Linked DNA regions of Mus musculus: regions 2 and 3 are each linked to region 1. A link is a loop called in an ENCODE intact Hi-C map of the cell type or tissue named here. Cell type or tissue: left cerebral cortex. All regions are shown on one strand. Each heading gives the region's core, and the rest is flanking DNA. Links, peaks and the distances in the headings are about the cores only.

The links. Peaks named below come from ENCODE experiments on the same cell type or tissue, not always from the same donor. Only the 100,000 strongest peaks of a DNase experiment are listed, where the experiment ranks them.
Region 2: it touches region 1 in a loop (9-fold over the local background); 21 of 42 quality-filtered maps call a loop at or near these places.
Region 3: a loop joins it to region 1, with 2.8 times the contacts of the local background. A loop is called at or near these places in 3 of 42 quality-filtered maps.

Annotation. Positions count from the first base shown.
Region 1 is chr6:37,032,122-37,042,850 of GRCm38, forward strand. Dgki (diacylglycerol kinase, iota) reads right to left here. Exons shown (of 34, transcript NM_001081206.2): 13 at 2,463-2,576; 14 at 742-879. Among named protein-coding and RNA genes, the nearest start is that of Gm52857, 130 kb to the left of the region's middle. In left cerebral cortex, for the core only: CTCF peaks have their summits at 5,106 (motif pointing left) and 6,568; DNase peaks (open chromatin) are centred at 5,269 and 6,554; H3K27ac peaks cover 369 bases.
Region 2 is chr6:36,685,820-36,696,548 of GRCm38, forward strand. No RefSeq gene overlaps it. Among named protein-coding and RNA genes, the nearest start is that of Ptn, 120 kb to the right of the region's middle. In left cerebral cortex, for the core only: a CTCF peak has its summit at 5,835; a DNase peak (open chromatin) is centred at 5,829.
Region 3 is chr6:36,808,674-36,819,402 of GRCm38, forward strand. Ptn (pleiotrophin) reads right to left here and starts at 1,506. Exons shown (of 5, transcript NM_008973.3): 1 at 1,221-1,506. In left cerebral cortex, for the core only: CTCF peaks have their summits at 1,406 and 4,292; DNase peaks (open chromatin) are centred at 1,447, 1,945 and 7,520; H3K4me3 peaks cover 590 bases; H3K27ac peaks cover 1,945 bases.

The sequences.
Region 1 (10,729 bases), core at 1,378-9,377:
CACCCTAAAGACTCAGTCACCAAAAGAAAACACCAAGACAGACTACTTATTTAGGCAAGTCCCAAGTCTATGAGGCAGCTGGCTTAGATGATACCAGCTACACAGAAGAGATATTTGATGTCAGGCCAGCAATTGCTAAGGTTTTCCTCCTTCTGAAAGGCCATTTGCCTAATGCTTGGGAACATACACAAACTCCACCTTCCCATAGACTGTCTGCATCTAGCTCAAGAGATTAACAGATGTTTATATGCTTTCCCAGTGTGGAGCTGAAGACAGAGAACAGGTCCCATAGCTCTGGAACAAGTAAAATATCTGAGTCCTGAAGGCTCTGTAGGGAGCATTCAGAGAGGGAGCTGGTGACAGTATGCTCAGCCCTAGGAGCCAGAGACCCAGAGCTATCCTGTTATCTTCTAGAAGGCAGGGCCCATGAGTGGTATCCTGAAATGTATGTCTCACGGCTCAAGCAGATGCCCAGGGCTCCATCAGTGGAAGGAGTCTCCCCCACCTTAAGTTTATTTCTATTTTTATTGATTTGCATGCATATATGTGTGTATGTGCACATATAAGCCAGGGTCTACAGAAATCAAAAGAGGGGGGCAGATTCCCTAGAGCTGGAGTACCAGATAACTGTGAAGCAGCCAATATGAGTGCCAGGAACTGAACTCCTGTCCTCTGCAGGAGCAGTGAGCACTCTTAACAGCTAAGACACCACTCCGGTCCCCAAAGGAAGAGCTGTCTAACCTTACACACGCCATCTTCAAGTTCTTCGGGCGGCAGGTCTGGGTTTCTCTCTACGTGGAGGTTCCAGCGATCCAACTGTACAATGGTCCCATCTTCCACCTGGCACAGGATCTTAGAAACAGGCTCATCGGTGTAACCCTACGGACAGAATCAGAGCACAGACCCTTGCTGTCTGGGTCAGAAAGCCCTGCAGTGGGTGCCCCAACAAGGCAGGACGTGGTCAGTCATAGTCCCACTGCTTTTAAGCCATCAAAGCTGGAAGAGTGAATGACTTTCCCCTCTACGTGCTTTAAGATAATGTTTCAAGGAAGGCACTAGTTTTGCCTGACCTGAGCTGAGGAACTCCTTGCAGTCAGCAAGAGCCAGTGAGGGTCATGCTGGATAACTATGCTTACTGGAGTGAACAGCAAGATTCCCAAGCCTCTTGCTGGAGGAATTTGGGAGCACCCATAAGTGTGTGGGCAGGGGTAAAAGGGAGGGACCAATAGCTGATCTTGTGTTAGGATACCACCCATCTGTGGCCTGAGGCAAGTCAGCCTGAGAAGCAGGGACGAGGAGAACAGCCCTCTACTGAAGGAGTGTTTGTGACAGCATGGTTATTCTAGGTAGTCAAATACTGGATTTGGGTAGTACATTTATTTTTATACCAGCCACTTAAAAAGAGAAAAAGGTAAGGCAAAATATAACAAGAATAACAAAAGATAAGTTAACTCGGTTAAGGGCCAAATCAGTGTCTGCTATGGATCTGTCACATAGAGTGACCATGAAGATCCTTGTCATATGAAACAGATGTCAAGCAAAAACCTAATAAGAGGGATCTAGGGAGCTAGCAATGGACATTAATTATTTTTTAAAGAATATTTGGATTTATTCTCCCACAATTTCGTACACCTATATACTGTATTTTGATCATATTCCCCTATTATCCTGTTACCTGTTTTCATGCCCTCCTCATCAAAGCTTCCTCCTTACAACTATCCCTCTTCAGCTCCCACATCTTCTTCTTAATGGTTCACTGAGCTAAACTGGAATTCCCTGGTTGAGTGTGAATGTGGGGTCATTAACTGGGGCTGAGCTATTTACCAGGGACTACACCACTGAATAGAAATGACTGCCTCCATCAGCTTTTAGTACCAATAGCTTCTGGGCTGGCATGTTAGTGTCTGGTGGCTTCTTTTAGTTTAGTACAAGATAGATATATACATGAAATGGCCAGTTAGCAACAGGTGGGGCTTCCCTCACACCTTCCAGAGAATGGTACGCAATGGGAGGGACAATCAAGATACCAGTCTCATCAAAGCTACAATAAGGATCATCAGTAAACCTCCATGTTCAAAAGAAGTAGTGACTGATTCAAAGGATAAGCCTTAATTCTAAAGCAGATTTGCCATTATGGCCAGGGCTGAGGGTCAGGGTGACCGGAGATTGGCAGAACTGCTTCTCATGACCACTTGAGACTGACCCATTGGCCATGCCCTGGTAGATACTTCAACACTCAACCTATCTGTGCACTAACCATGTGTTTTCTTCACACTCAACCCCTCCTCCCTGGATGATTCTAAGTCTAAAGTGAAGAAATGACAAAGAAACAGGCCATTTGAGTCCCACTTCTAACTTGTCCCTCTGACAGCAGTAGCTTACTGCTTCTAGGGGCGAGCACAGAGTGATCTGCAGGTCTGGCTTGCTCCTCTATGCTAAGGGCAGCCGCCTCCAGTTCTTACCCCTCCCCAGTTGAGCGTCCGAGCCAGGTCATTCCCAGTCCCCAGTGGAAGCACCCCCACAGGAGGCTGTGGGCTCAGCTGCAGCTCGTCCAGGATGGAGAGGATCCAGCCCACCTACAGACACATTGGGGGCCAGAAGGGAGAAGAGAAAGACAATAAGTCACCAGGAAGGAAATTGAGGAGGCTTGGAAAGGTCAGAATGCTTAAAACACATGTTTAATACAGTGGTCAGACAACAGAAAGCCTGCTTACTTCAAGTGCTTTCAAAATGGTCAAACCTTAAATAGGAAAAAAGACCACTTTATGCATGCTTTATTATATAATCAAATGGGGACTCATAAATCTGCATGTTTATCTAGAATGATACTTTAAAATTTAGGGGAATTTAAGGTCATTTAGATGGGGTAATAGAACAGAGTACCAGAGAGAATATAAAACTCAGAATCAGACTAAATTCCAATGCAGCTCATACAGGCTACAGAACCTTGATTAAGCTGCATAACTTTACAGAGACTAATTTATTTGATTTTCAAAATGAGATAATGAGACCTACTTCACAGGGCCGTGTACAGCTTAAACCACAACGCATCTAAAGACTGAACACTGGTCTATGGCCGATACAGGCCCTCGTTGCATGACCACCCTCCACAGCATCATTTTGGAAACTCGTAGTTTTCCTAATTGTCCCTAAAAATCTCTTTTATGATTCACTATGGAGACAAGACTGTGCATGGACTTAATGTCTCAGATAAATCTAAACAGAAAGTACATACTAGGATCACAAGCCCCGCTTAATCTGTGTTCTAGAAGAAAAAAATCCTTTGAATTTAGCCATATTACAATACAAACAAACAGCTCCTAACCTCAGCATAGCAAAAAAGAAACCTACATGTCTTTAGGATGTCACACAGACCCACGTTCCATACATAGGTCTCCCTAATAATTTTCAACTATGGCTTACATGGTGGAAGTACAGATGACACATGTCAAGAAGAGATTATGTTAAAGGTTATGACTTCAGTTCCGGTTGCATATTAACCCATTCTACCCCAAATTTGGGGCGGAGGGGGGGGGAAATCCTACTATAAGCCACTTAAAATTCTTCTCCTATTCTCTGACAGATGAGCCTTATCCTTTAAGTGTTCCATTCCAGAGCTCAGCAAAACAGTGACATGTTTTAGTCTATACTTGTATGAGTGTCATGGGGTTTTCTTTTAACAACATGCTAGCACTGCATTTAATGAGCACCACCAACTACATGCACAACAGAGCAGAACGGCTGAAATAACGAGATTAATGAGCTGGGCTATGCTGGATAAGACAAAATGGCTGCCCTCAGAGTTCACGCTGGCAGAGGATGGTACACTGATTACAATCTCTATGCTATCCCCGAGCAACATCACATTATTGAACTTCAAAAATGTCAAGACGAAGCCATTACTATATGCCAACATAAAAAGACTCCGTAAGATAGTTTAATTTTAGTTTCCACTTTGTAAGGGAGTTGAATGATAGAGCGGCATTAGCATCGCATCATTTATACATGAGAACTGCCGTTCATAACGAGGTAAGACTAACACCAGTTAGTGAGGCCAGCATTTTTAGTGCCGCAGAGGAATAAGTTTTCATAAGGAGGTGAGGATCGCAAGGCCTACCAGCACAAGCTCACAGTTCCAAACTTCTCAGGAGGCTGAGGGAGGAGGATGGTGAGTGAGGCCAACCTAGGCAATTTGTGAAGCCCTATCTCAGGACAAAACAAAATAAAGAGGTGAGTGGGGTGTAGCTCAATGGGAAATCTCCTGCTGGCATGCCCCAAGACCTCCCTAAGTTCCGTTTCTAAAACCGAAAAACTACTAACTCAATAATACCAAACCTGGTACTGGGAATGGCCTGACTATCTTAGAGGCAGCAATATGTGATTTTTGACATCTCTGGATGTAGAGAAAGCTCCAAAATTCACTACATGTGACACACTACAAACACAGATCTTCCTAAGTGTTAAGAAGCCATTCCTGGACCATCCTTAGATTGTGACCTGGATTTCTTTAGCTCTTTTTGCTCACACCGTGCCAGTCAAGTGGTCCAGGTGATAAGTCGGCTCTCGTGGCTGTGCCAAACACTGTTTCCTTGCTACTAAAAGCACAGCTAAGCACAATGAAAGCTGAAAGAACTGGGAAACTGTAGGAAGCTTGTGGAGGGTCATAGAAAGGTCACAAGCATCCAGAATGATAAACACAGATGCAGACAGCACTAAGAGAAACCAGAGCTGCAGACATGCAATAGAACTCAGAATCTAATTCAACAATGCATCCAGAGAAGAATATTGGATGCTTCCCCCCCCAAACTTCTCTGAGTCGCCCGTCCTCACTCTTTTTATTTTTCTAGATTTAAATGAGAGATTGTTCTTATTTTAATTTGCCTATATCTCTCTTTCCTTGGGAAGATATTTATATTAGTTCACCCTTACAACATCTGATCTTACTGTAAACACAGCAGTAATAGAAGAGAGAGCTGAGAAAGACATCTTCTTGTCCATCAACAAAACACAGGGCATTAAAGGTGAGGTAAAGAAAACCTTGGGGCAGTGGAGGAATCCAGTCTGCTGTCTGTCTAGTAATGAGGGATGAAAGCAGCCCCCTGCTGGCTAGAGGCTGTACTGGTACCAGTGTTCTCTAGGCAGGGGGAAAGAAGGTTGGAACAGAGTACAGATGCCCACTGCCTGAGGCCCGGCCCCGGGACTGTAACTTGGTATGTCTGGAAGAAACTGAGAGAGCCTCTGTCTGGTAAACAGTTAGGCCAATCTCCCACAAACCCAGGGATGTGTTTCTAGCATGGAAGCTTTCACCACCCACAGCAGACACAATTCTAGTCTGATAAGTCTTAAAATACTCTGTGAGGAAACGAAACAGAGATCGAAAGCGAACATCAAACAACCGCCTCTGAACATGAGCCTACAAAGAAAAACTCTAAGTCACTTGAAAGCTCACACTGAAAGAGATGGAAAAGCAAGAGGATTAGCCACCAAGAAAGGAGTCCTGCGACTGCCTGTGATGGGTTTGGCAGCTGCCAATCAAATCTTCTCAGGCTTAGCTGCTGTCTTGCTTTCTAAAAGAGTGGTTCCCAAGGGATGGGCTTCATCTGCACTCAGCTCTACACAGAGCCTTGGGGACTTTGAGGATCTTGTACCCTCATCTTCAAGGACAAAGTACACTTCTTCAGACTTTCACACGAAGATGTCTTTACACACAAACTGGATGCGCATTTGTGTACTATGTACGTGGACGTATCTGCTTGTGCCTGTGCATGCATATGACAGCATAAGGCAGCACCGTAGCGGGGCAGAGAGCACAGGATCCAGAAGGAGACGCTGGCATTGGAACCAAGCTCCCATGGGTACTGGAGTGAGTGGACCAGTCACTAAGCACACCCCTTCCTCTTCTGTAAAGTGGAGAGTAACGGTGACTGCATGCCAGTGTCATTTTCTCTACTGGACGTGCAGACCTTGCTTTGCACATGCCTGACAACTAAGAAATGCAAACTACCATACCCTTGCCTGTCTTCACACCGGGAAGTCTGTCTTTTGTAAACCATAGATAAAACCAGGAGTCAACTTTCCTGCAACTGAAACAGGCCATCCAAAAGAGATGGGCACAAATGTGCTGCCATAGCAGGAAAATTGGGGGATCACGGGTAACGTCCTACGTGCTTGTCCTTATAAAAGCAAAACAAAAGTATGCAAAGGATCTTCAGGCCTCAAAGCTGGGGGAGTGGGGAGGGCTCGACCTCCCAGGTTGTTATCAGAAGCCTGCTCTTTTCACGATCCCAGATTTCAGATTACAGGCTCTCAAATAGGTTCTCTGTTTTATCCGGCTTTAATGTTCCCCCAAATTATCTGTGCCAGCCCACTAGTCCCATTCCAATTATTTCCTCCCACTGGTGAAGAACATTATCCAGACTGAACCAACACATTCCCAGCTTCCCCGCTCTGCCCTTCAGGACCATCAGGACTGGCAGCTTGAGAACTGAGTCCTCCTGCGTTGCCTCTTGCCTGAGCAGGCACGATGCAGCAGCAGCAGCTGGCCAATGCTGCCACCACCTGCCTGCTCTCAGCTCGAGCTGTCACAGAAGGACACCGAGTGATATTTGCCTTCCACGGTGCACTGACAATGGACAGGGCTGAGGAGTGTGGATGACAGTGAACTGACATTTTCCTCTGACAGAACAGGCAGAAAAGAACGAAGCCCACCTTGGTGGAGAATGGTACGTACATCCCTCCACTCTCACAGAAAAGCAAGGCACAACAGTGGACAGGTACAGCCATCCCTAGCCCTCTGTGTCTAGAGGTTCCTTATCAATGACTTAAGTCATTGCTTGGACTGAAGTTTCCAAGCAAACATTCATGTCTACACTGCAGGTGCACGTTTCCTTCTGGTCACGTTTCCCTAAAAACGAAGCTATTTCCATAGCATAAGGGGGCCAAGTCTAAAGATGGTGTGTGGTATATACAAGAATGCATGTAGGTCCCCACAGAAATGTTACATCATTTTATATCAAGGACTGTGCATCAGACAAGTTGGTATCTATAAGGACTCTTGAAACAAGTCACGCACAGATGCCAAGGAAGAAGTAAACTACCATTTCCTTTTAGTGCTTTATATCCTTAACTTTTAACCTATGATTTAATTTTAATTGTATAACTTACCACACTATCTGAAGAAATATGATTATCACTAAGCAAGAAAAAAATAAAGACAAAATAAAGTATAGATATTTGGATATCTATCCACTCCCTTCTACTGATAAATGCATGCAGAAGTCATAGCATGTGCTTTCTCGTAGAAGGGAAAATACGGGGGTGGGGGACAGAAATCAAGGGAGGACAGGGTTTCACATGATCAACTAGGCCCTACCATGGTCCTGTCTAATTTGTCTTTTTTCTATAATTTCTGACCTGCAGTCCTACCCGTTCAGAATTAGGGGCCATCTACTACTCTTAATCTAGGAAAGCCAAATGAACAGGAAGTGTGAAATGAAGGGCAAATGTCAATCTAATTGAAGATTTTTAACAAGACACTAGAATCGCTAACAGTGAGCTGGATGGTCTCGCCTAGTTTCTCTGAGTCAAGACCCAGATGGGCAGAGGTCACAGGCTATTGCACAAGGAGCCATAGTAGGGGTGCGTGCAGCAGAAGTGGCCGAGTCCACTTGCTCTTCCACGTATGAGCAGAGTAAGCAGCACTAGATGTCTGGCAGTATGGTATAACCAAGAAAAAAGACACATAGGTATAATTTTGCCAAAGAGTGATAATTTCTAATAAGTCTTTTATTGTGAGCATGAATGTTTCAGGACGCTCACGTGTTAATCTGGGTTTTATTTCAGCACAGGGATCAAAGAGGGAATCACACCACCCAACACCTGTACCTATGTGCCTCTGACCTGGGCAAGTCAGGTGCAAAGAGACCACATCTGTGCGACCTAGAGACAAAGCCACTGGCCACTGAATGGCAGATCCAAACTGGATGGCTGCATACCTACTGTATCAGTCAGACTGCAAAGGCACTGTAAATAGCATGTGTCCTGGCTAGTTTTGTGTCAACTTGACACAGCTGGGATTATCACAGAGAAAGGAGCTTCAGTTGAGGAAATGCCTCCATGAGATACAACTGAAAGGCATTTTCTCAATTAGTGATCACGGGGGAAGGGCCCCTTGTGGGTGGGACCATCTCTGGGCTGGTAGTCTTGGTTCTATAAGAGAGAAGGCTGCGCAAGCCAGGGGAAGCAAGCCAGTAAAGAACATCCCTCCATGGCCTCTGCATCAGCTCCTGCTCCCTGACCTGCTTGAGTTCCATTCCTGACTTCCTTGGTGATGAACAGCAGAATGGAAGTGTAAGCCGAATAAACCCTTTCCTCCCCAACTTGCTTCTTGGTCATGATGTTTGTGAAGAATAAAAACCCTGACTAAGATAGCATGTAAAATGGTTCACAGTAAGTTACATCTTGCATGCTGTGGTGTTTTCTATAAAATGTAAAGGAAATATGAAACAAAATTTGCCTACTACTTTTCAATGTTGTTCTTAAAAATGCCTTCTAGAAAAAGTCAAACTACAAATGTGGTTTAACCATAATGCCCATGGACAGCAGTGGTCTGAACTACTACACCACCGACTTTGAGGAACCTTAGATATCACAATAGTTGTCTTTACAGATTTAATAATGCCACAGAAACAGTAGAAAAGCCACATTTTTCCATATCCACTTCCAAATGCGTTTTGGAACTGGATATGGAATTGTATATTTTATTAATATAAAAACAAAATAACTGATATTGAAGCCTAAAACCTTTTCTCCAAAATAATACATTTCTACATATTACAGAATATGTTGCATACTTCACATGGTTAATATGTGAGCAGCTGCCACCAAAAATATTCCCTCTGTGATTCCTCCTTGAGTGGTGTCACCGCTCGGGCAGAATACTGACAGTATCCAGTGATGTGTTCACTAACCGAAGGCTCCATACCTCGTGTCAAACGTGTGTCCAGCATGTTGGAGAATTACACTCCTTTTACTTAAAGCTTGCAGTTTGCCCCACACAGAGTCACTAGGCTGTCTCTCTGTGTTAATTCTGCCTCCATGCAATAATAAGTCTCACATTCCAGAGGTTTCAGAGAGGGCTCCACAATTAAGAACGCTGGCTGCTCTTCTGGAGTCCCTGGGCTCCACTCTTAGCACCCACATGGTGGCTCACAACTGTTGCAGGGGATCCCGTGCTGTCCTCTGGCTTCTTTCACCACCAGGCCTGCACATTGAATACAGGCAAAATACTCATGCATGTATGAAAATCTGAAATCTCCACATTCCGAACCAGCAATCACATGGGATAAACATTCCAGAAACCTCCTCTGCCTACACAGACGCCTCACTTTAACATGGAGGAATGAAGTAAAATCAAGTTGATTTAAGGTGGCTAGTTAAAAGCTTTTATTCCTGCTGACAGAACATCAGATGCTAACAAGGAAAAGAATGACGAACCTATGAAGTGCTCCAACACCAAGCACATTGCTCTCACTGTAGACACAACTATCGCCCCGAGCACAAGAAACTCACGTACAGCCGGGTGGTGGTGGCACACGCCTTTAATCCCAGCACTTGGGAGGCAGAGGCAGGTGGATTTCTGAGTTCAAGGCCAGCCTGGTCTACAAAGTGAGTTCCAGGACAGCCTGGGCTATTCAGAGAAATCCTGTCTCGGAAAAACAAACAAACAAACAAACAAAAAAAACAAAACCCAAAACAAAACAAAACAAAACAAAAAGAAACTCATGTATTTGTAAACTCCATGGAACAACATGACAAGTGAAGTCAGGAACACAGATCAAGTGCCTAAGAAGAAAAGGAACAGTCTTGTGTAGTAGTGATTAACGGTGGTGTGCATGATGAGAAGACAGAAGAAAGGACCAGACTGGACACAGCAGAGGAAGCAGGTCAGCTGTGTATCAGAGGGGCAGGCGACAGACAACAGCACCAAGAAGCTCACCGACACTGAATGCTGGGATTGAATCTGATAAATTAAAATCAGCAGTTCCTCACAGCATGACTGGGTTCCACTCACCACCCTGGGTTGGTTGGTTTGGTTTGGTTTGGTTTGGTTTGGTTTGGTTTCCCCCATTTAAATTGCTTTTTTGAAGACACCATTGTTTCTTGGTCACAAATGGTTGTTAATTGTGCAGTCTCTTCTTAAAATTCAGCTTCCTCCTGTGTCTTGAAGCCTGTTTTCTGTTTATTTTCCTGACAGATCAACCTTTCACCTTTCTATTCTTCTATTATTTTTCAATTTTCTTTGGGATTTTATCTCAAGCTCCATAATTGTCTCACATGGGACAAGGGGCTTGGCTCCCTTCCTGTCCTGTAAGTACTGAAACCTCATCTTTCAAAATAGTTACCTGCCTGAAGAGAAGGCTTCAGTACTGCAGGACCTAACCCTGTGCTTCTTGGAATATGTGTCTGCCTAGAACATAAAACAAAGGAGAGAGGAGGAGGGGGGGGTCCCAGCAGGGATGGCTACTTGGGAGGGGCTGGAAGAGGGGAGGCACCCTAATCAGTAAAGATCTGCAGCTTAGGGATGGTAAGTAGGCTATGCATATGGATTTGAATTTAAAAAAAAAAAAAAAAAAACTTTTGAGCCCAGGTCAACAGACGTGTCAGGTTCTATCTAGTTGTCACTGAAACTTAAAGAAGAAGAGTGTGGGAGGCTGAAGTCACAAAGGAA
Region 2 (10,729 bases), core at 979-8,978, 350 kb before region 1:
GGAACAGTATAGCCAGATCATCTGGTAGTTCTATTTCTTTGCTTTTGAGAAATTTCCAGACTTTCTTTCAATGTGATTATTACTTTCCCCTCCCACCAGTAGTCTGCATAGTCCCCTGCCCCACATCTTCTTTAGTGCATGCTCTCCTTGCTATTCTTGATTATGGCCACTCTGAGAGAGATGAGACTGTAAAGTAGTTAATATTCATTTCCTAGCTTTTAAGGATGTTGAAGACTGTTTTAAAAATATTTACTGGTGAGTTGTGTTTCCTTTTTTTGAGAATTATCTGTGCAGTTCATTAGATCATTGATGATTGACAGTTTATCTTCCAATGCCAGTGCAACACAATGCCAATATCCGTGTTTCAAAGAAAAATTCTAGTACCAAGATATGCATCCTGGGTTTAACAGATAAGTAGCAGGAGACAAGCAATGTTTCCTTGTTCAGATGTGCTATGGATAGATGGTCTTCAAAGCCCTCAGAGACTCACAGAGAATATGGCATTTTTTTTTTTAATTTAAGACCTTTTGACATTAAACTATGTCAATTCCTGACAGCCCCTCATTCCACTTGAAAGATGATGAGCCTCAAGAACCTCCATATGGAGTTGGTTCAATTGTGGCAAGCTAGCCATCAGACAAAGGAAATGCCCTAACTTCATCTGCAGACAGAATGCTGTCCAAAAGAGACAGATTCAGGGAAGTCGACTGCCAAACTCTGCCAAGCAAGAGCAAGCAAGTCCTTATTCCCTGCTTTACAAAAGGTCTTTCGGATATTCTGGGCCAAAAGGATGAAGATGCTGCTGCAATATTTTAGAGACTATTGGGGACTGTCCAGGCAGTCAGCTGTCTCTGTCCTTTCTATAATTTTTGGAATCTGCATCCCTGAGCTTCCTGCATATTCAGGTAATATTCGCTTCTTCTCAGGTCTTTGATGGAGTTGAAAACTAGATAGTCATAATTTTACTATAAGCTTAGGTTGTTCAGGATATAAGAAGATGTTCTAGGTGTAAGAAGATATTTTTAGGATGCTAATATAATACAAGTTATGATAGAAAATTATTTAGATACAGAACTCTGAACTCATCAAGATAGTAGATAATAAAATACCTTCTCCTGAGTTTCCAAATACAGACTAGACTTTTTGAATGTAACTCTTACCTAATAATTATCATAATTGTTTCATAATTGTTACTGCTATATGTTATTTATTATTATAAGAGCAAGAGTCTTTTTATTTAGACAAAAGCTGGGAATTGTTGAGGTTGTGTCTGTTGCTATGTATTGTAATGCTAAATATTGGCCCTGTTTGCCTCAGGGTCAAGGAGATCCTCACAATACAACAAGTGAAGCTGTGTGACCTTGCACCTTAAAAAAACAAACAAACAAACAAAAAACAAAACCGGCCAGGCTGTGGTGGTGCACGCCTTTAATCCCAGCACTCAGGAGGTAAGCAGATTTCTGAGTTGGAGGCCAGTCTGGTCTACAAAGTGAGTTCCAGGACAGCCAGGGCTACACAGAGAAACCCTGTCTCGGAAAAACAAACAAACAACTATGGTTGAATAAAGATGCCTATGGCCTGTAGCTGGCCAGAAGAGAGGTAGGTAATGCTTATGTTCCCAACCTTGAGAGATGAAGACAGAGGAGAAGATTCTGTGGGATACATGAATAATGGAGACATGGCCATGAAGGCTGGCCAGTTGGAATAAGAGCAGCCCAGGCAAAATGAGACAAGTTTTATCATGGAATTATTGACAGGGATGTAGACAAAATAACTTAGAGGGTTGATATCTGCCCAGCTCTAACGCTTAAAAGCTTGTTGTAAGTATAAAGGTGATGTGTCTTCTGCTTGGGAACCGAATAATCAACAGTGGGGTGGAAACCCCCAAATAATTTTACTACACTCGTATATGATATTTAAGTATATAAGTATAAGATATATAAGTAGTGAGGAGTATATGGGATAGTTTGGAAGGAAGAAAAAGAATGGGGAAATGATATAATTATTTTATAATATTGAAAAATAAAAGTGCAAGAGTCCTTGGTGATATGGGCATAATGGAGGACCTGTACTGCCAGATCTTGACAAGTCTGAGGTAAGAGGCTGATGAGTTTGAATCTTACATAAGCTATATAGCAATATCTCATAAAAGAAATCACTTGTATGTTTGGTAGTTTAATAAGGAATGATTGTAAATATTTCTTTTCAAACAAAGCTTTGATAAACAAAGCTTATCAAAAACTAAAATTAAAATAAATATTGATAAAAAATAAATATTATCATGAGTAAGAGTTAACAATGTGGAAAATGCATCTAGATTTCATTAGACCTTCAAAAATAATCAAAAACACTTTAGAAATAAAATAACTCCTAAATTAATCTTACTATTTTTCCTTTAATTGAAAATAGATGTGTGGGTTTTTTCTATATCAGACCTTGATTATGGTTTCCCCTCCCTCTACTCCCAGTTCTTCCCCACTGCTGACATCCAGATCCACTCAGCTTTCATTAGAAAAGAAACAGGAGTCTGAGAGATTATACTAAAGTAAGATAAAACAAAAAGTAACACCTCAGAATAGGACAAAACATTATATATATATATATATATATATATATATATATATATATATATATGACACAATTTAAAACAATAAGGGGCCCCAACCTGACATTATGAGACAAGGAACCACCAAAGAAGTTGCTGAGTTAATGCTATATTGGCCATCTACTGCTGCGCATGCAGCCTGCCCATAAGAGTAATTTTCCCAGTGAGCCTTCCTTGGAGAAAACTAAATTTTTACTTTCAAGTAATTATTCGTCGGAGTTAGCTTCTGGGTCAGGCATGGGGCATGTGTACCTACTCCTTTCAGATCTAGGACCCCATCTGTTATAGTCTCATGCAGTCCCCGTACATGTGGCTTCTGTCACTGAGTTCACATGCACCTCAGACCTGTTCTGTTTTGAATGCCCTTGTTACCTTGGTGATCTCCATCGCCTCTGGCTCTTATACTCTTTTCTGCCTCCTCTTCCACAAGATTTCCCTAACCCTGAGGGAAGGAATTTGAGAGAATTTTCCCATTTTGGCTGAGTGTTCCAAGGTCTCTCAGTGTCTGTGTCATGTCTGGCTGTCTCTCTGTAGATCTCTGTGTTAGCATCTCTCTTCTGCAGGAGAAAATTTCTTTGATGATGGCTAAGCAAGGCCCTGATCTATGAGTAGAACAGAAGGTCATTAAGAGTCCTTTTATTGCTACATGGTTTTAGTAGAATCATAGTATTTGGTTTTACCCTAGGACCCTGGGCTATCTAGTTTCAGATTCTTGGTTAACTAACTCTTATAGCATTAGCCCAGGATCCAAATTAGAACTGTTGGTATGACCTGGATGAGGAGGAAAATGTGTCCCCCTGTCTTATGAGCAATAGAGAGTGTTTCTCTGACCAGCCCTCAGTCTCCTCAGAGCCTTACCTTGGGGATTAGCCAGCTCTTCCTGAAGGATCTCCTCATCTCCTTCCAGCCAGTGATTGATTATACATCTTCATTGCCTAGGCAATTCATGCACAGAATGTAGGATGGACTCAGCAGTCAAGGTAAGAAGAGGAGGGAAAAAAGTAATTTGGGACAAGCTGTGGTTTAGGTAGAAACTGTGTTTTAAACAACAACCCACTGATTCTATGGTAAGCCTGCTTAGCTGTTCAGAGGGTGTGCATGTGTGTGTGTGTGTGTGTGTGTGTGTGTGTGTGTGTGTGTGTGCTGTGTGTGTCTTCTTTCACGCTGAAATGAAAATGCCCTTAAACGTTAGAAATATTCTTTGCAGAGAGAAATAAGCAACCAAGACACTTTCCTCACTGATATCCCCTCCAAATATAAATAGTTTTATAAACATTTAAATATTTTCTCTGTTTCTTGGAAGATTATAAATGAGAGAGAGAGAGAGAGAGAGGGAGAGAGAGAGAGAGAGAGGCAGAAAGGGAAAGAGGGAGAGAGAGTCAGATCACAGGTCCAGTCAACATGGATGCATAAACCTCACACCTGAAACAGAGATTATTTTATTATCACAGAACTAGAAAAAACTGCTGGTTTATAAAATGACTTGCAACCCCAGTCAGCCCTCAAGGCTTTAGGGAAGTTAAGGCTTCCCTCCTCCCATCCTCCTCCCTAGAAATATTAACATAGGGAAAGTGAAAGCAAAGAACTTCAGAATGAGTTGATGGAAAAGAGAGATGTATAGAAAGCCAGAATAAAATTTGGGAGATGGAAATTACCACAGGTCAATGAATGCCTTTGTTGTTCTGGGATGTTCATTTCAAAAAGCAGGAAAATGAAAGATAGGCTATAAAAGTCTCATCAGATTGGCAGCCCCTGGCTCACTGAAGCCCTCTTTTCATCTGCTCTATTTTGGTGTCCACATGTCTTTCCCTCAGAGATCATCTGCCACCAAATTTCATTGGGGGATCCAAACTTCCATTTAAGTAAAGTATACCTCGGAGTGGGAGGATTTTCTTTACAGTAAACTAGAGTCCCAGAGTACTTTTATGCAAACTCTTTCAAAGAACAGTCCTCCCAATCCCGTTGTAAATGTCATTATTTTGCCTATATTACAAGACAGCTTAGCTTCATTAAGTGTCATTATTTTGGATTAGGTTCATCACAATCATTTTAAAACTTCATTCTGAAATTTGTCATGTAAGCTACTCTTCAATTTTTTATCATGTACTAATTCAGTAACTATGTTTTCTAAGTACTTAGTCATATCATTGATTAAAATATAACAAGGGCAAGAAGAATAGAATCAACAATATTGTGTTAGAAATACCCAACATACAGAAAGAGCAACTTAACTCTAGAGTGGTTGCTTGATAACACTCAGAACAATTCAGACTATTTTTCAGTCTATCACTAACCATGAAGTAAGAGGAGCCTTTGTCTAGATGGCATGTAGAAGCCATTACACCTAACATTTCAGCCCTATATTTTTAAGGGCAATATATTTTTATGTATCATTAATCGATAAATCTATATTGCCCACAACCAATAACCACATTAACTTGGCTACAGGATCTAAAACATGGTTAATAACTCATCTTTGATGTCATCCATCTGACACCATAGCAGTGTACTTGGGGAATTTTCTCTTTTTTCTAAAATAAAAAAGCCTTGAAGACGTAATTTTGAATATTGAATGTTCTTCTCGGCACACATATTCTTACCATTTTATTAGCTTCACAATTCCAAGCACCAACATTGTGCATTTCTAATATTTTGGAACGCTGTCATTATGTTGTAAACAACATAACAGTGTTTGGGTGCCAGAGGGTAGATAAGTGTGGGATTTCCATAGAAACAGGCAGAGATTCTTAATATTGCCAAAACAATTTGGCATTTTGAAGACAATTTGTCACTTCCAAACTTCCTGATAATTGGCCTTACTGGCATGACTATTCAAAAACATTAACACAGCATCGTACACCACTTAGCTTATTTAAAAGCTAAATATGTGAAAAGGTTTAAAGGTATTTCCTGGTAAAAAACCGTGGATTTGGATATCATACTTGAGACTTCAACCTTAGTTTTAGCAAATCTCGATATGGACAAGTCCTCATCTTACATTTTATGATCTCGTTGATTCTAATCATACACATTTTCGTAACTTCAGTCTGCCTTTTACTCGGAATCACCCTTCTCTGACCCTTCCCTGGATCTTTTCCAGGTTTGTTGCACACTGCTTAGGTAGGTTGATCACATGTTCCACAGCTTTCTCCCAGGGTGGATGCATTGAGGACTCTGCCCTCCACATCTTAATCACACAAGGGGACTGCTTCACTGCAGTTCCTTGAGATTCCACAGGATGGTGGCCTTGTCTCCACAAACCAGACTTCAAGTTCTGTGCTAGGACTTTATTAGCCTCAGTTTCAAGCTTGGGTCTCAAAAGCAGCTGTCAATCTGTTAAAGCCCCTAGTAACAGCTGAGCTTCCGAACTCCAGCCAGCACCTGTGGCTGTGATATAGACACAACCAGTGAGTTGCCAGGTGCCTGCACTGAGCAGCAGAATACCCCAATTCTCTCTCTCTCTCTCTCTCTGTCTCTCTCTCTCTCTCTGTCTCTCTCTATGTCTCTGTCTCTCTCTCTCTGTCTCTGTCTCTCTCTCTCTCTCGTAGATAAAAATTTACAAGTACTTAAATAATAAATAATATCTTATTCTGCTTCTTGTCCTCTAATCTTAATAATGTACCCCCTTAAGAGCATCATTTTTCCAATAAAGGAGTCAACACGGACTCTGAGTATCCAGCGCCAGTTCCAGCATGCTCTCTATGTCAAGTGTACACCAGGTGAGATTTCAAAACTCCAACACCAAAAGATAATGTAAAAAAAAAAAAAAAGATTTATGCTTTGATGTGTATGAAATGTTTCTATTATATTAAGTTAATATATATTATTCAATATGATTTCACTGGTTATTTCTTAACAGTATTTAACAGAAATTTTGAACTTGCATATAACGTGCTTTCCTGGTTCATATAAGAGTTCTATCGTACTGAGCTTTGTGGAAGAAGACTGGATGGCGTTTATTAAGCACTGAGGCTTCGGTATTTCAATACAACATTTCCTCAGATACTCAGCTTTAGCAGGCTGGTTGTTAATCAAGCCTTCTTTGGAACTGAATGCTAGGGAAGTGGTTGAGACTTTGGTGTGACTGTGACACGGATGGACCCTGAGCAGTGCTAAAGAAGAGCTGAGCTATTTTGGCTGACCATCAGACTAACAGGTGATTAAATGATGTATGGTTCCCCTACTTCAGCTGGGTTGATTTAAAAATAATATGATAGATTGATATTTTGTACTTTTTATTTTTTATTAGATATTTTCTTTATTTACATTTCAAATGCTGTCCCGAAAGTCCCCTATACCCTCCCCCAGCCCTGCTCCCCTACCCACCCACTCCCACTTCTTGGCCCTGGTGTTTCCCCTGTACTGGGGAATATAAAGTTTGCAAGATCAAGGGGTCTCTCTTCTCAATGATGGCCGACTAGGCCATCTTCTGCTACATATGCAGCTAGAGACACCAGCTCTGGGGGTACTGGTTAGTGCATATTGTTGTTCCATCTATAGGGTTGCAGACTCCTTCATGTCCTTGGGTACTTTCTATAGCTCCTCCATTGGGGGTCCTGTGTTCCATCCAATAGATGACTGTAAGCATCCACTTCTGTATTTGCTAGGCACTGGGATAGCCTCACACGAGACAGCTACATCAGGGTCCTTTCAGCAAAATCTTGCTGGCATATGCAATAGTGTCTGCGTTTGGTGGCTGATTATGGGATGGATCCCTGGGTGAGGTAGTCTCTCGATGATCCATCCTTTCGTCTTAGCTCCAAACTTTGTCTCTGTAACTCCTTTCATGGGTATTTTGTTCCTATTCTAAGAAGGAATGAAGTATCCACACATTGGTCTTCCTTCTTGATTTTCTTGTTTTTTGCAAATTGTATTTTGGGTATTCTAAATCTCTGGGCTAATATCCACTTATCAGTGGGTACATATGAAGTGACTTCTTTTGTGATTGGGTTACCTCACTCAGGATGATATCCTCCAGATACATCCATTTGCCTAAGTATTTCATAAATTCATTGTTTTTAATAGCTGAGTAGTACTCCATTATGTAAATGTACCACATTTTCTGCATCCATTCCTCTGTTGAGGGACACCTGGGTTCTTTCCAGCTTCTGGCTATTATAAATAAGGCTGCTATGAACATAGTAGAGCATGTGTCCTTATTTCCAGTTGGAACATCTTCTGGGTATATGCCCAGGAGAGGTGTTGCTGGATCTTCAAGAAGTACTATTCCCAATTTTTTCCCCCTGTGCCCATATCTTCGAGGCTTTGCCCCACTTTCTCCTCTATAAATTTCAGTGTCTCTGGTTTTATGTAGAGGTCTTTGATCCACTTAGACTTGAGCTTTGTACAATGAGATAAGAATGGACTAATTCACATTCTTCTACATGATAACCGTCAGTTGTGCCAGCACCATTTGTTGAAAATGCTGTCTTTTTTCCACTGGATGGTTTTAGCTCCCTTGTCAAAGATCAAGTGACCATAGGTGGATTCATTTCTGGGTCTTCAATTCTATTCCATTGATCTACTTGTCTGTCGCTATTTTTTTCTTTCTTTTTCTCTTCCTACCCAATTTCATTATGTTTGAGAAGCAAATAGCGTGTGGATGGAAAAGAGATGTTGCCATTAGAAGGGGGATGAACAGGAGTGGACTGAAGACCACCACCCTCAGTCACTGAACTGTTCTGATGAACCAGAGCGCGGCACACACAGTGCTACAACTAGCACATGAAAGCCAGCCAACCTAATGTAAGGTATAAGGCAGGGATACACAATTCTCTAAAGGATATAGAATGTCTATGCATTATTTGACTCTTCTGGAGGCATTTGTTGTGCAAGCAATTACAAAATCACAAATATGCCAGGCACTTCAGACTGAGAGCCGGCAGATTCTTCCCTTCATTGCTTAAATGCATTTTATTTTCTTTTTGTAGTAATGAGTCTTTGTTCGAATTCAACATACTGATTTAGAGGTGAAAACAGGCTGTCAGAATGCAGGAATTTGAAGTAACCAACAGACTTTGGTGAGATGGTTGAAGTACATGTGGTGGATACCTAGAGAAGATTGGTTCTGCAATTCATGAAAAAATAACAGCTGGACAGAGTTGATATCTAGTCATCACCTCACTTAAATACTCACATATGCCTTCCCCACCCACCTCGTATGTGCTTGACCTTTGTTGTATGCTAGGGATAACGTAACAGAGAAAAGAGTCCTTTCCTCTGATGATGAGTAGACATGCCTAGTGTTCTTTAGCCAATGATTTCCACTTTACTATTGCTAATAAGAAATTAATTTCCATATAAAAGGCTGTGACATGTTTAAACTTCTTTTTAAAACAGATTTATTTTGATGTGTGAATATCTTCTATGCATAAGTGTTTGCAAGAGCCACAAGATGGCTTTGGATCTCCTGGAGCTGAAGATACAAGAGGTCTCCTCTTGTATCCATCTATCTAGCCACTTCAGTAAAACTTTTGTTCACCTTGCTTTGTGACCAGGCCTCCTGCCCTCTTTGGTGAAGCTGCATCACTGTGACTCCACCTGCCTCTACCTCCCAAGTGCTGGGATTAAAGGTGCGCCCCACCACACCCAGCCTACAGTGTAAATTTTATGTGTCTCTTGAAACATAAATTCTTCAAGGACACTTTGTCTCCTTTCTTTACTGTTTTTCCCCAAGACTTAGAAGAGTGCCTGTCACATAGCATGTAAACCAAATTAAATAAGTAAATTATAGATATTAGATTAAATGGATCTTTAAGACTTGACTCTAAGAATTGGACTTCATAGTTACTATACATGTTTGGACTAGGTCATTGCATAGACCTTTAAGGATGCATGGATATAGTCAGGAGATAAGCCTGACCTCCTATCCATTTTCTCTGTAGACAGGTTATGCATCTGGAATTGCTTCCATTAACAAGGATAGCTTGATTTCAGTGGGTGCTGAGGGTTGCTCGGTAATATTGAAGTATCGAACATGAGTAAAGCATGAACATCCTTGTGAGAGTCAAAACAAAATCAGTGGTGTGGTGCGAATGTTCTCCTGGCAGAAACTTGGAATATTGATTATTTCCTTCCTAGACCTCTAAGAGGTGGACTGCCTGACGAAGTCCTACTTCATTTGTATAGGTAGGAAGATCTCCGTTTGGTGAACACATGGTTGACTTAAATGACTCAGTTACCAAATGGAGTGTTGAGTGAACTGAGCTAGGATTGCTAGTGGCACAGTGCCCAGCTGTGTGAGGTTAAGGGGTTAAGTCTCAAAATAACAGGGTCATGGAGTGCAAAACAGTCAGCAATAGGAATTAAAGAGCAGTTGCAGGAAAGAATAACAGCATAGCAGGACTCCCTGGAACCTTGATGGCAGACTACTCAACTTTCAAAACTGCCAGGAATGAAGATCTGTTGTTTAAGCCAGCAAGACTATGGTAATTTATTGCAGCTGCCCGAGCAACATAGGTACCATTTGTTCTTTGAGACAGCTAAAAGTGGGTGGGGTAGAGGGGGCACATCACTTGGCAATATATCAGAATGCTATTCAAACAGAAAGAAAGTAAGCACAGCTCAATTTTATTTCTTACATAGGAACACATGTCAGGAATTTGCCTAGAAAATCCAGAGGATAAATTCACTTTATGTGAGTTCTATCCAACTAGTCAAAATATTGAGAGAGTGTCATTGTGTCTCGTGTGGCTGTTCTACATTGCTCAGATATTTCCTCCCTTAGTAATAGTAACTGCAGTTAATATGTATCAGAGGATCATATAAAATATTTCTACTATATGATAAGATGAAAGAAAAAATAAATCTTTCCTTTTACATGTTCTCTATCTCTGTCCTCTTACATTTACCTTCTCAAGTATGACCTTGTAGTCAGCAAGAACACAGTCAGGTATTTCAAAATGACACTTGCTTCATGTACATCTATCTGTGGACTCTGTCACTCACAGCAGTACTGAGAGACCTGCCATTCCAGACTTGAAGGTATGTCTCCCTTCCTTACTTATCACCTTGATGTCATTCTTTTCTCACCAAGCTCATAAAATATAAGAAGTTGCTACATTCAAGAGATTATTAGACTTCCTTATGCAGTCCACTGGCTGAGAATGTGCTTTCCCAGTGATT
Region 3 (10,729 bases), core at 1,228-9,227, 220 kb before region 1:
CCTTCCTTCCAACACACACACACCACACACACACACACACACACACACACACACACACACACACACACACACACTTTTTAAACTATGCCTGGTAGTTTCAAGAGGAAAGATGCTGACCCACTAGAACTCTGTTACTTTGTTCTCCCCTGAAGTGTGCATTCCTTCTGTGAGGCACCCACTCTACTTCTGAAGTCTCGCTCTGCTCCTACAGCTCCAAAGTCCTTATTACTAAGGAGACAAGAACTAGTTAGCAATCTGTATGTGAGTTACATGTGTGCTCTTGTATTTATATGCCACATCAGATCCCATAGAAGTGTGTGTGTGTGTGTGTGTGTGTGCGTGTGTGTGTGCATGTGTGTGTGCGCATGCACACACACATATTTTAGAAGAGAGGAAAGGTTATGTTTTATGCACAAAAGAAGTGACTTTTCTTCTCAAAATATATTATGGAAACAACTGGAATATCACCTCAGAAATTCCGGGTGTCTGCCAAACTCGTCTTTACCACAACCCTGGCTTATTTGGATACAACTGAAAACGTAAGTGCTTCTATGCCAGTTGGCATCCCAACCAAGCAAAGGTAGACTCCAAAGTGTGCCTTTGAAACTTTGGACTGAACTGTTTCTAGAAGCGTTTCTGGGCTCGTGGGCAGGCTAGGGAGTGCAGGCTGCTCTGGCGGAGATGTTTCTCCATCAGCAGACACAGGAGGGGCAGGCTGCCAGGCATGTACCACACCTAGAGCGGGCAGCAATTGGCAGTTGGCAAGCTCTAGGGCAACCTGAGAAGTGGAGGTAGGAAATGAGACCTGTCTACTGATACACCCTTTCTTCTCTCTCATGCCTACTGGGCCAGACACACCCACCAAAGCTCCAGGTTTTACAAAGAGCACAAATGTGCCCTCTCCCGCGCTTTGCATGCTCTGGCAGGTAGCAGGAATTCGGTCCCCATGCACTCTCCACAGCCCAAAAGCTGCTTTCCTTCTTCCCATCCAAGCACATGCTAGGTTACTTAGCTCATTCCCCCCAAAATTTCCTTTCGGCTGTTTTGCCTTCTGGAGCAAGTCCGTTTTTAAAAGCAGTCCTATTTAGCGGACTCCAGGCAGCCTCTCTCCTGCTCCAACCCCCTCCACGTACTGCAGGCTACCAGAAAAGTGGCTTTGGGGGGTAGGCACACTGCACCAGAGACCCTTTGGAGAAAACCACAGGGTATCTTGCACTTACTTTGGCTTGCAGAGGTCCTCGCTGACTAGCTGGCTGCCTTTGTTGCAAAGTGCGGGCGAGGTTTCTGCAGACTCCAGGTATCGCTGGCTGATGCTCCTGCCTGGGCGGCTGCGCTCTGCTCTCCCCCCTTCTGGATGGATGACTCAGTGCTTTCTTTCTTCCCCTCTCTCCACTTTGGGTTTTCTTGTGCTCTGGGGCTTCCTTGGCGGGATATTTGGACGGGTAGGCGGGGAACCTGATCCTGCCTTCACTCAACTACACCCTGCCGGGGAGGGAAATAGAGAATGGGAGGGACGAGAGAGGGCAGAGAGAAGAAGCAGGCTGTGCGAGGGAGGAGGGGAGTGCTTTGCCCCCGAAATCTGATTGGGAAGCTTATGAAAAGCAGGCTACTCTGGGGGCAGTCTTTCCCCAAACGGATCTGTGTAGAAAGACCATGGGTTATAAGACCGTTTGTTCTTAGCACCCACCCAGCACCATATTTTTTGTACAAACTCCCAAGAACCATGTTTTTCTCCCCCTCCCATGGGTCCATAGCTCGGCTTATCAAGCTGGATATCTTAATTGGAAAATTGACAGCATTTTAAACTACAGTTTTGGTACAGCTTTAAACACACACACACACACACACACACACACACACACACACACACACACACACACACACACGATATTCTATTCGAGATTGGGGGAGCCATGTGCAAAGGCAGCTGTCCCTTGCTCTCCGCCCCTAAAGGCCTCCCTGCAGGGAGTCCCTGCTAACTTCAGCTGACAGTTGCAGCTCACCTCCAGTCACAAAGCTGCAAAGCAGTTTTTTCTGGGTTGTCACTAGGAGTGACAGATCTCTGAAATTTCCCAATTAAATGTCACTTTCCTTTAGGGAATTTTTCCATTCTTGGCTTCTTCGATGCCTTCGGGTCACATATTTTGTGGCATGCTCTTGGCAAAGAACACAGGGGGGTAATCAGTGTGGCTCAAGCTCTGGGGTTTGTAAGAATTAGAGTGGGCTTCCTGGCTTCCTGAGACCTTCCTCTCCTTTAACCAAGGAGAGCAAAGTGACAGTTTTGAGTCACACATAGAAACTGACCAGAAAAGATGGAGTAAAACCCCAATTTGCCCAAACACGGTCAAATTATAAAACTGGCTCCAATTTCTCACCAAAGATACATCTCTTCAACTCAACTTACAGATCCTATGGATTCCGTAGGGTGTTTTAAGCCCTCACATCTTAAGACCACTCCTTTCCTAAAATTACAGCCATTGGTTATGGCAAGTGGTTTTAAGGACTAGGAGTCTTCTATTGGCTGTTACCTGTACCAATGTCCAAGAGTAATCGAGGGACAAAGGTGACCCTGCAGGAGTAGAGCTTTTAGTCCACTAATCTTCGTTTCTGCCCCTCCCCCCACCCCGCCCTCCAACGAAAAAATGGACAGAAATTCACATTTACACCTGATCTGTATTCTTTACAGTCTCTTCTGCTAAACCACCTTTCCACACACAAATTGCACATGCCTTCCTCAAGACCAACTCCCAGGCTATGCACATCCCTGTTTGAAAGTTCATCTTTGCCATGAAACAGTCCATGTGAGTGTTCATCTGGTGTCACCTGTGTACATCATGAACTACTCATAAGCTTTCTTTACTGTGAGAAAAGTTCACCATTTCCTACAGTTCCACAGTGAGCTAAGAAGATGACAGAAAGACTTTCCTTTTTGCCCCTTAATTTTATCTTCATCTTTAGCATATTCCTACTGTCAGTTCAGTAGACCATGCCAGATTAATTATGGTGCTTGTTTCTGGTGTTGGTAAAGCAAGCATGAGAGTCTCATGATGTCAGTTCTATCTCATTTGCTGCTTCAACATATAACATTTTGATTAAAAAGGTATATGTAAAAATTAATTACATCTGTGGTTCTCAAGTGAGAGCAGTTTTATCCTCTAGGAGACAGTTGGTAATGTCTGGAGTCGTTTTCAGTTATCACCACTTGAGGGAAGATAGGACATATCCCGTCAGTCCTCTGGTGAATAGAATGCTACTTAAACATCCTATAGACACCTCTCTATGGCTCAGTGAATACAGTGCTTTCTATGTAAGTATAGGGCTGGAGTTTGAATCCCTAGGACTCACAAAACAACTTAGGCATGCTTGGTGGTCTATTTGTAAGCCTGTAATCCCAGCACTTGGGAAGCAGGATCAGGGGCTTCTTGGAAAACATTGATTAGCTAGTTTACCCAAATCAGTAAGCTCAAGTGATATCGTCTTCTAACCTCATGCACACATATACATACACACATGCATGGGTGTGGGTATGCACACATGTGAGCCTGCCTTAACATATGGACAATACTCACTCACACACAAATTAGTTCTCCCAAAATCTAAATAGGGTCAAGACTGAGAAGCACTGGTGACATTATTTTCCATGGTATTTTGAAAACATGGAAAACACAAAAAGAGTATTTCTTTTCATAAGTACAAATCTATAACAAGTCAATACGTTGCACTTTAAGTCAACAGAGTATTTTCGCTAACGCTTAAATAAAACACTATTAGCGCCTCCTGAGATGCCCTACTTCAAGTTCACAAGTCATAGGAATATTGATTCCAGATTTCTATTTATTTCTCTCACTTGTCTATTGTTGGTAAGCACTTAAGTATTTGACTGGATAGAACCCTGAAGAAAAATGTTAAAATATTGATGTGCAGAAAACGTATGTATGTTCTCCATTAACAAATTAAAATCAGGGACAAAATAATGTGGTTAGCGGCTTGAAAACATATGCTGTTGGGAGACATAAATTTCAGAGATTAAATTTTGAGTGGTGACCTAAAAATATGGAGGAAAGTGGTCATGTAAAAACCAAGAAGAGCTTCCAAGCAAAAAGGGTGCCAACTAGCCCAGCTGGAGAGTTAGCAGAAGGCTCAGCTCATGGGAGGCTACTTCCACTGTAAGCAACTGAACTTTACTCCAAATGGCACAGGTGCCACTGAGAAACGACAAACTCTGACTGGTTTCACAGGGTCCCTCAGCTGGGGTGCAGACTCAGCACAGGAGAGCAAGAATATACCCAGAGTCCCCAGTAGGAGGTTCTGTGATTCTTCCATGACTAAATTTCTCCTCCTGCCCTCCTGCTGGGAGAAACTAACTCCAAAAGCTCTTGCTCTTCAAAGCTCCCAACATTACTGGCTTCTCTGCCTTGCTCAGCCTCTGCAGGTGAAATGAATGACCCCTGGTACACACATTACCAGGCTAACATGCAATTAATGGGAGGTGATTTGAAACCAGGGAAACTGTTATGGCTTACAGTTGTTTGGAAAACGAGGCCACCAATCCCTCAGTGACAGATACCAGGAGGCAGCAGATTTCCTGGACATTCCGCTTGACCGAGGTGTTTGGATTCTCAGTTACCACTCTCCGCTTAACCCATCTCCCTGGAATGCAAAGGAAATTCATCAAGCTACCACAACTCGAAGGCAGTCCCAGGAACATGTCTAACGAAATATATTGTGTGGTTAGTTGCTTTTTGAATCCTGCCTCTTCTCTTTGCCAGCATTGTCTATCAGGCTAAGTGACCAAATAAGCAGATTGTATTCCTTAGACTTTCACCCTGTGAAAAATATCTGGAATTAACTACTTAAGAAAAATTTAGCCTATATGTTTCACATATTAAAATCATACCAGTCAGTCGCTGATTAATCTAAGTAGCTTGAGATAGCGCCCCCCAAGCCTTTTGGTCCTTCCTTACAGAAAACTGTAGACAATAGCTTCCAGACTGTCAAAGCAACACAGAAGAACAAGTGTCATCAGGGGTATCACTCAAACAGACAGAAAACATCAGGTCCAAAATACCCAGTGTGTGTGTGTGTGTGTGTGTGTGTGTGTGTGTGTGTGTGTGAATGTGCGTGTGTGTTGTCCTTATTGTGTGTTCTTGTCAGTGTGGACATATGAACACGTAATGTACAGCTATGCTTTCCTGTGAAGGTCCATGGACACTGCTGGGGCTTTGTCCTTGACTATGTTCCACCTTTAGTTTTAGAAACAAGTTCTCTCTCAACAAACCTGAAGCTTATCAGTTCACCCAGGCTCTCTGGCCAATGAGCTTCACAGATTCACCTTTCTCAGCTTACCCCATGCTGGGCTTACAGGACTGCACCACCACCACCCCAGCCTCAGTGTGGGCTCTAGGGGTTCAAGCTTGTGTCCTTGTGCTCTTGAGAAAGGCACTTTTCCAGCTGAGTCATCTCTCCAAGCCCCAGATCCCACATCATAAAACAACAAAATCCACAGAAGAACAATCCCATGAACATGGCTGTGACAGCTAAAGTCCATATCATCGTGTCAATGTAGGCAATTTATAAACCGTATAAAACTGTATAGCAAAGTTTGATTTCATGTCAAATTCAAATGCTTATCTCATCAGCATGGCCAAGTACCTGGCAAGAGCAACTTAAGTGAGAAGTTTATTTGGCCTATGGTTGGGAGATTTTAGTCCATCATGGTGGTGAAGGAAGGACCAAACAGCTCAGTGTGTGTCACCAGGAATGTGAGGCCACTGTCACTACATTTTATGGTCTGCAGAAAGCAGAAAACATTCTGGGTGCACCACTTTGTACTTTCGCACTTCATTCAAGGCCTGAGCGTTATAGTCAGAAAGGCCCCAGAAGTCTCCAAAACAACTAATGCTACTGCCATCGCCTTTGGTTACCTGTCATGACTACACAGCAAAATCCAAGTTACAGGGGAAAACACAGATCAGTGGTGTTACATAGTGCAGGATTATGTGTATGCTATATAATGGCTCACCACCATTTGTAACTCCAATGTCAGAGCATCAGATGCCTTCTTACATCTGTAGGTGTCACCAGTGCATCTGGTACATGGACATACATACAGGCAAAACACCCTTACATATTAAATACAAATAAATAAATCTTTTTTAAAAGTAACCAAGAAAAACAACAAAGTAATTCTGGAAGTATAAATAAATGTTCCCAGAATATATGTGTGACAAAATTATAACCTGGGATTTTCTTAAATATCTCATAAAACTCTCAATATCTCATAATCAGAAGTCAGTTGCCGGGCGTGGTGGCGCATGCCTTTAATCCCAGCACTCGGGACGTAGAGGCAGGAGGATTTCTGAGTTCGAGGCCAGCCTGTTCTACAGAGTGAGTTCCAGGACAGCCAGGGCTATACAGAGAAACCTTGTCTTGAAAAACCAAAAGAAGAAGAAGAAGGGGAGAGAAGGAGGAAGGGGGAGAGGAGGAGGGGGAGGAGGGGGAGGAAGAAGAGGAGGAAGAAGAGGAAGGAGGAGACAATCAATGCTCTGAAAACTGGGCAAATGATTTGGACAACCTTAAGGGAGAATAGATAAATGCCCATAAGTACCTGAAAAATATCTAATTATATTTGATCCATCTCAGAAATGCAAACTAAAACTCTAATGAGCTTTTAACTGCACTTACCAGCAAAGAACTACCATTTAAAGACTGCCAACCCTAAAAAAACAACACAACCACTCTGAGAGACAGTATGGCAGCTTCTTATAAATTAAGTATGAATCTAGCATATAGTCAGGCTTTAACATTAGACTTTTCATTGTTAGGTAGCCGCTCAAGAGAAAAATATGTCATACAGAAAGATTTGTGCATAAATGTCCATAGCATCTTTATTCATCATAGCTCAAAACAAGAGGCAGATGATGTATCATTAAAATGTCGTACAGCTATTGAATATTATTCCACAATAAACAACAGCTAGCAATGCAACAAAGTGAATTAATTTTAAAAGCATAATGAATGAGAAGAATTTCAACACTTAGCACATGCACTGTGACTCTAATATCTGATATTCTACAAAAAGAAATTTCAATCTATGTGGCTAAAAGAGACATCAGTGTTTGCTTGGCCTTGACAGTTGGAAGTCAGGAGAAACAATCAGAATAGCAAAGAGTCTGTCAATGTGGTGGCTATGTAGGACATTTTTCAAAATGTCATCAAGCTGTAAAGTTAAAATAGGTTCATTTGATTGTACATAGTTAACTACAATAGAGAGTTGTGGGTTTGTTTGTTTGTTTGTTTTAATTATCACATTAAATTCTGGGCCAAACACTGCATTAAGTAGAGACTGTGTGTAAAGAAAAATATATATACATTATGAAGTAACATGTCCTTTAAGATTCAAATGAATCTATTTTAACTTCACAGCTTAATGACTTTTGAAAAATGTCCTATGCAGCCACCTCTTCAACGGACCAGTTGCTAATTCTGAATCATTTCTCAGTTCCAGCTGGCAGGCCTAAGCCAACACTCATGTCACATTGCATGTGCTAAGTGTTGGTGTTTTTTCATTCATTCTGTTTTTGAAGTTGATTCATTTTAAGGACATACATTCCCTTTCAACAACTGCAGCAACAAAACCGTGTTCTAGGATGTTGACAAGTAGCAGCTTCACTTGAACTATTCACTTTTATTTACTTATTTCAAAAACTAGATTTTAGTGTCTAACATTGAGAGCTAGTGAATTGACAGTCAACAAGGAAGAATGTAACTGTAGTTTAGTTCTCTGTTACTGTGATAAAATGATGACCAAAGCCAGCTTGGAAGAGGAAAGGATTTGTTTCAGTGAGTATATCATAGCTCTTCCCTTAGGAAAACCATACAGGAACTCAAGGCAGGAACCTGGAGGCAGGAACCGAAGCAGAGGAATGCTTGGCCATGGACCAGAGGCCATGGAGGAATGGTATCAAAGACTGTAGTGGGCTCAACCCTCCCTTATCAATTATTAATTGATAAAGTGCTCTACAGAATTGCCATTGGCCAGTCTGATGGGGGCAGTTTCTCAATTGAAATGTCCTCTTCCAAAATTATTCAGTCAAGCTGACAAATCAAAACAAAAACAAAACAAAAAGTCTCTAAGCAGCACAGTTATCAAGGGTGTCCGTTATGTCCCACGACTGACTCACCCAGAGTGACAGGCCCTGCCTGCCAAAAGATGACACATTACTAACACATGATTTTGACTTTAAATCAAAAGACTGCTCCATCAGTTAAAAGGAAAAGCCACCAAACCTTAGGATAAACATAAGGAGACAGGATAGCCTCAAGCAGAGGGGTTGGGAGTATCATGAAGTCTATTTTGCGGTGGGTATTGAAACTGCCTTTGCTATTGATAACACAAAGACATGGGAACACTCCAAGCTCCAGATTGACTTAATGCAAATCATATGTAGAGAGGCAAATTTGGCATATGTAGAAAACATGGAGACAGCAGCCTAAAAGGATAAAAATGCAAAAAGTGGTTGGTATATCGTCAGGCTTCCATTTGTGAATCTGAACTTCCATAGCATCAGGATATAATGTACTTGGAAAACAGCATCTAAAATCTGGTCCTTCCTAATACACATATGTCTTTATAGAGCCTAGTGTGCTGTTTCTATCAAAGCCAGTGACACTTCTCTGTGGCCTCTGAACACTGCCTCCTGCCCGATTCCTCCTTCACCACGGCATGCTTCTACCATGACCCCGCCCATAGAGCAGCCTGAGCATCAATATCACTTCTCAAGATCACTACTTACTGAGTCAAACAAATGGTTGTCAGTTGGAAGGAATGCAGACACAGGAAGAGGGTCAAAAATGAGCAGCCAAGTCTCCTTGCTCTGCTGTGGAACATGTTCTGACTTTAGGTAAAAGAGCAATGGCTCTGGACCTTCATTTTTTTCTCTGACAGGTGAGACTAGCAGCTTTTAACTTTCCATTAAGTGTTGGGATTTGATATTTCATAACTGTGGGGAATTAGACATCCCTAAAGAAGATGTGTCCACAAAAGTACCTCTTACTTTGACTTCCAATCCTTACAGTCTTCTCCTATCAGTGTTTCTCAACTGGTGGGTTATGACCCCTTTGGGGGATTCAAACAACTCTTTCACATGGCTCGCCTAAGAACATCAGAAGTGTCAGATGTTTACATTATGATTCATAACTGGCAGATTGAAGTAACAAGGAAAATAATTGTTATGATTGGGGGTCCCCACAACATAAGGAGCTGTATTTAAGGGATTTAGCATTAGGAAGGTGGGGACTAACTGCTGTGTTAGATGATCAAGCGTGGCAACGATGCTGTTCCTCGGAATCCTGTAAGTTTGCAGAATTTTCCCATGTATTCATCATTTAGCACACACCATGACCTGTATGAAGATGACCGTCATTGTTCCCATTTCACAGGAATCTTAGGTGAAATCTCCTAATGGGGACAGTGGTAACTTATCATGGAGGTAATTGGGGTTTTTGGTTGGTTGTTTCTTTTAATTTGGGAGTTTTTACACAATTTCCTCTGCCTCTCCATGGATGGCAGAAAATGTCATGCCCAAGTAAACTGGATTTTACATACTAATGGCAGTTTTGCAAGGTAATGAAAACAGGCAAGGTTATAATGTATACTGAATTTTGATGTTCTTTAAGTCATTAATCTTTATCCATGTACCCAAACATGTTTAGGGGAATCAGGCAAAGAAATACAAACTGGAGACATTTGGTTATGGCTGCTGGGGCTCTCTGGTTTACTGCCAAATCAGTTGCTTGTGGGTGATTCATCATCCCAGTTTGATTTTGGAAACAATTTTCAGTTTCCACTAGTCATGAATATTTAAGACCCTATTATTATTTGAAACCAACTTTACCCTATGATATTCAGCACAGCATTTTCCAGGATTCAAACAGAACGTGGCTCCAAGATGTCATTACATGGATGGAGTCTGCAATGCAAGGAATCGAGAAAACTCTCAACAAATGCATTACATGTGGCTGCAAACACACAGGGAAAGACAAAGGGGGCGATGAAGGAAATGTCCCCATAAATTATGCTCACCAAATTATTCTTCGAGATAAAATATCAGGATAGTCATTAATTCCTTAAAGTGGGAGAATGTGATAGAGAGAAATTTAGAAAGCAGAGTCAGAAGGGAGGGGATAAAGCCAAACATACTGACTTCTTTGTTTATTCAAGATTGATTTATAGCTTCTTATATCTCTAAAGCAGTTTTTCTTTCAAGAACCATCTTATCCATTTCCTGGTAAATGTGCATAACAAAATAGATACAGATGTTGGATAAGCAAGTTAGAAATGGACACTTTCCTTAGTCCTAGCTCAGTTTGCAGCAATTTCTGCTTCTACCCACCCCACCCCCCTGCCCTGCACCGCCCCACATGGGTCTGGGTTGTGCATGAAAAGAGAGATTCTGTGACTAATATCAATGAGACAAAGAAATGAAAGTTCTCTAATCCCTGGGCCAGGCGCCAGCCTTTCCACTGTACGGGGCCATTGGCCAGAAATCCCACTGTATGCTGGGCCCAAAGCCAACCAGGACTGGATACAATGAGTTTCACAGCCACCTTTTCAGAGCTGACAGCAAATGTTGGGGCACCAACAGCCTTTGATAAGAGCTCCAACTTTCTCTCTAACATTTCTACCCCATAATAATACAGCTTTTCTCTCTCTCTTTTTTCCCCCTCA